Linked DNA regions of Homo sapiens: region 2 is linked to region 1. A link is an interaction called in ENCODE POLR2A ChIA-PET data of the cell type or tissue named here. Cell type or tissue: HepG2. All regions are shown on one strand.

What was found. ChIA-PET counts read pairs that join two places held together with the same protein. Peaks named below come from ENCODE experiments on the same cell type or tissue, not always from the same donor. Only the 100,000 strongest peaks of a DNase experiment are listed, where the experiment ranks them.
Region 2: POLR2A ChIA-PET joins it to region 1 with 6 read pairs; 1 of 35 experiments calls an interaction of 5 or more read pairs at or near these places.

Annotation. Positions count from the first base shown.
Region 1 is chr2:175,912,770-175,915,269 of GRCh38, reverse strand. No RefSeq gene overlaps it. Among named protein-coding and RNA genes, the nearest start is that of LNPK, 88 kb to the left of the region's middle. In HepG2, no CTCF peak of the experiment used is centred here; DNase peaks (open chromatin) are centred at 1,129 and 1,729.
Region 2 is chr2:175,605,408-175,607,907 of GRCh38, reverse strand. It overlaps LOC107985962 (a long non-coding RNA gene), which reads left to right. Exons shown (of 4, transcript XR_007087312.1): 4 at 1-2,500. Among named protein-coding and RNA genes, the nearest start is that of LNPK, 400 kb to the left of the region's middle. In HepG2, no CTCF peak of the experiment used is centred here; DNase peaks (open chromatin) are centred at 1,337 and 2,127; H3K4me3 peaks cover 578 bases.

The DNA of each region.
Region 1 (2,500 bases):
GGCCACTCTGATGTGCTGGTTTCATATGGGAGAAACTATAATTAACCGAATGCATAATATATAGCCAGCAAGACAGTTTATATACAGTGTCATTTGGTCCTTAGAAGAATTCTTTGAAATAGATGATTTTCATCTCCGTCTTATAAGTATGAAAGCTGAAGTTCTAAGTTCAGTAACTCATCTAAGGTCACTTAGTAAGCTGCAGAGGCAGGATTTGAACACTGCTTGATCTGATTACTCAGTCCATAAACATTTCATGTATCACACAACTTCCATTCTTGTCCATTTATTGAAGTTGCCTTTTTATCTGCAACACTCCTCTTTACCTTGTATACTTTAAAGTGATTAAAATATCCTGTAAAAATGTTCCATAGTGGTTTTTTTATTCAATATTTTGAAGAAATGACGAATATCCTGAAATATGCCTTTGGTAAAATGAGCATTCCTTAGGTTGGCTTGATTTTGCCAAGCACTATTAGAAATTTTACTATTATTAAGAACCAGGATTCCCAGGCAAGATGTCCAAATAGGAACAGCTCCGGTCTGCAGCTCCCAGCAAGACCAACGCAGAAGGCAGGTGATTTCTGCATCTTCAACTGAGGTACCCCGTTCATCTCATTGGGACTGGTTAGATAGTGGGTACAGCCTACAGAGGGTGAGCAGAAGCAGGGTGGGGCATTGCCTCACCCAGGAAGCGCAAGGGGTCAGGGAACTCCCTCCCCTAGACAAGGGAAGCTGTGAGGGACCCTTCTGTGAGGGATGGTGCTATCTGGCCCAGATACTATGCTTTTCCCATGGTCTTCACAACCCACAGACCAGGAGATTCCCTCAGGTGCCTACACCACCAGGGCCCTGGGCTTCAAGCACAAAACTGGGTGGCTGTTTGGGCAGACATGGAGCTAGCTGCAGGAGTTTTTTTTTTCATACCCCAGTGGCACCTGGAACACCAGCAAGACAGAACCGTTCACTCCCCTGGAAACGGCCAAAGCCAGAGAGCCAAGTTGTCTTGCTCAGCGGATCACACCCACATGGAGCTCAGCAAGCTCAGATCCACTGGCTTGAAATTTTCGCTGCCAGCACAGCAGTCTGAAGTCCACCTGGGACTCTCCAGCTTGGTGGGGGGAGGGGCGTCCACCATTACTGAGGCTTGAGTAGGTTGTTTTCCCTTCACAGTGTAAACAAAGCCACCAGGAAGTTCGGACTGGGCAAAGCCCACTGCAGTGCCGCAAAGCCACTGTAGCCAGACTGCCTCTCTAGATTCCTCCTCTCTAGACAGGGCATCTCTGAAAGAAAGGCAGCAGCCCCAGTCAGGGGCTTATAGATAAACCTCCCATCTCCCTGGGACAGAGCACCTGGGGGAAGGGGTGGCTCTGGGCGCAGCTTCAGCCAACTTAAATGTTCCTGCCTGTTGACTCTGAAGAGAGCAGTGGATCTCCCAGCACAGCGCTTGAGCTCTGCTAAGGGACAGACTGCCTCCTCAAGTGGGTCCCTGACCCCCATGCCTCCTGATGGGGAGACACCTCCCAGCACGTGTCAACAGACACCTCATACAGGAGAGCTCTGGCTGGCATCTGGTGGGTGGCCCTCTGAGATGAAGCTTCCAGAGTAAGGAGCAGGCAGCAATCTTTGCTGTTCTGCAGCCTCTGCTGGTGACACCCAGGTAAACAGGGTCTAGAGTGGACCTCCAGCAAATGCCAGCAGACCTGCAGAAGAGGCCTGACTGTTAAAAGGAAAACTAACAGACAAAGAGCAATAGCATCAATATCAACAAAAAGGACAACCACACAAAAACTCCATCCAAAGGTCACCAACATCAAAGGCCAAAGGTAGATAAATCCATGAAGGTGAGGAAAAACCAGCACAAAAAGACTGAAAATTCCAAAAATCAGAATGCCTCTTCTCTTCCAAAGGATCACAACTCCTCTCCAGCAAGGGAACAAAACTGGAAGGAGAATGAGTTTGACGAATTGACAGAAGTAGGCTTCAGAACGTGGGTAATAACAAACTCCTCTGAGCTAAAGGAGCATGTTTTAATCCAATGCAAGGAATCTAAGAACCTTGATAAAAGGTTACAGGAATTGCTAACTGGAGTAACCAGTTTAGAGAAGAATATAAATGAACTGATGGAGCTGAAAAACACAGCACGAGAACTTCGTGAAGCATAAAGTATCAATAGCCAAATCGATCAAGTAGAAGAAAGGATGTCAGAGATTGAAGATCAACTTAATGAAATAAAGCATGAAGACAAGATTAGAGAAAAAAAGAATGAAAAGGAACGAACAAAGCTTCCAAGAAATATGGGACTATGTGAAAAGACCAAACCTACGTTTGACTGCTGTACCTGAAAGTGACGGGGAGAATGGAACCAAGTTGGAAAACACTCTTCAGGGTATTATCCAGGAGAACTTCCCCAACCTAGCAAGACAGACCAACATTCAAATTCAGGAAACACAGAGAACACCACAAAGTTACTCCTTAGGAAGAGCACCCCCAAAACACA
Region 2 (2,500 bases), 310 kb after region 1:
ATGGTCCCTACCATGTGGGTAAGATCTCTGCCCCGTCTTCTTCCCAGCCTTGGAGCATTACCCCTGGTTGCCCCAGATGTTCTGGCTCAGAACTGCACTGAGGTGCGCTTTGTCCTCCCTTTGGTATTTTCTTCTCTCCTATTCTATCTCACTTTTCCCACCTTTTTTGTCTCTCTGCCTCATTTTCCTGTCCCTTGGTAAGCTATTTCTCACTTCCTGTCTTCCTCTTCTTCCAGGTCATTCCCCACCTTATTAAAAATGTTATCATTAAGTAAAGAACATAAAGAAAATGTTATCATTAAGCAAAGAACAGTGAATAAGAGAAAGTTTCCAAACAGTGAATTTTATTTTTAAGAAGTCCATATTATTAGCTGTGAGTCTAATTGATTTTATTTCTGATTTTTTATTTTGAAAAATTTCAAACCTACTAGAAAATTGCCACAATGGCACAAGGAACACACATACAGCCCTTGCCTATGTTGATCAGTTGTAAACATTTTGCCACATTTGTCTTCTCTTTGTGTATGTATTTTCATTATTTTTATCTTGCTGAACTATTTGAGAACATTGCAGATATCATAACCCCTTATTCCTAGATACTTTCAACATGTATTTCTTAAGAACAAAAACATTCTCTTGCATAACCACAATATGATTATCAAATGAAGAAAATCTAATAGTGGTACAATGCTATTATCTAGTGATCTAGCCCTGTGCATCTATTTAAATATTTGAAGGAAGAATTTGCATTTGGCTTTGGTTTACGTAATCTGAAATAGGATTTTATTGCAATTTTACCAAAATCCACCTCAATAGAAATGGGTGGTGGCCTCAAGGAAGTGCTTTTTACCCCTTATTTCTTAATTTATTTCACTACAAGGTACAGATAACACCAATAGTATCTATCAACCAAAGGCATTTAGTTGATGAAATGTATTTTCAGCACGTTAAAATAATTCAAAAAGTATCCAGGCACATATTCTATACTCACAAAAACCAGTGCCTAATTTGGAGATAACTTCCACAGACTTTACATGATATTTTGATACAAATTAATTTTATGAGGACTCATATTAAGGACCATAACCAATCTAGCTTTTTCCACAGATTTATTCACATTAGGTAACCCATTCAGAACGAGAACTAAGATGATGTTGAATTGGAACTGATAGCTCTTTGTTGTGTTTTAAAGGGAGAGATGTGTGCTTATACTGTACATATGTCAACAAGCAAGCGTACAACGTGCAACATTGTTGGTTTAAGAGCATCTGTATTCCTGAATCCCAGACAAACAGCTCTGCCTGACAACAGCTGAAGTCCAAAGTTCGACCCGAGATTGATTGTACCAACATGATTGGAATAAACCAAAAAAGAGATGCCTTCCTGGTGACTCACCAAACCCAAACTGATGCTTCTGGAATTTGTACCTTTCCCAGTTTGGTTGTTTTCCTGCAACATTAAGAGGCTATCCAGTCTCTTGCCAAAAGGGATTTGTCCTTTTTATCTAGTCAGGAGAGTGCTTCAGCTATTTGCATTTCTGAATTGCTTAGCTGCCCAAGCATGCTCGGTGTGTGCTGTTTGAAATGTGTCATTGAGGCACGTGACTGCTGTTCTCAAGCTGATGTTGGACTTTCTCCAACAAATATGGATTATGTTAAAGTCGGTTCTGAATTGACGAGGATATGTTAATAACTCCCAGATGGGCATCTCTGTGCTCTCCAGCAGGGAAATGCAAGCAGTCCATGGCAGGAGCAAGTGTTTGGCAGGTCCATCATTCCGTCATTAAAGGCCACATTATTACTTACAACTGTGCTTGCATGACAATGGCTGCGATGAGCCCAGCCTCGCAGTAATGAGCACTAGGAATCTGCTTTCAGGTAGATTGTTTTCCAGGTGGTGAAAAATATTTTGTTTGAAATTTCCCTCTTCCTATTGCCAAATAAGAAATTACGAATGAATCAAGGGGGCAAGGTGGGAGGTGGAGGGGGGTCTATGCTGTTCCTTAGAGACCAGGACAAGGCAAAGGTGTATGCTCAGGGATATATGCTCAGTAACCCTCATGCCAAACAGCCTGAGCTGTGTCCCTCAGTGCCTAATTCCTGCCCTAGCAAGTTCCAGTTGGAACAATTATTTACATTAGGGTTGTTTACAATGCGATTGCAGTTTCCATTAGAGGGCAAAGCTTCTTTGCCTTTGGTCCTTAAGCTACAACGTACGATTGTTTCGCAGTTGTCTTTTTTTAAAAAGAAATGAAAAATGTGAATCTCCTATAATTGTATTGCCAGTCCAGGGGGAAACTGAGTATATTTGATGTTAAATTCCAATGTGACAAGTGTTACATAGGGGTATTCAGTCCATGCATGATGTGGTTAACACAATTAATTGTGACAAAATTAGACATTAAGATGAAAGAGAAAAATTTGACCCAAAAAATCATTTACGTAACTGTGTGTAAATTTGCCATATTTTAGTAGAGTGGCGAGAGGCAGCAGGGTCTCCA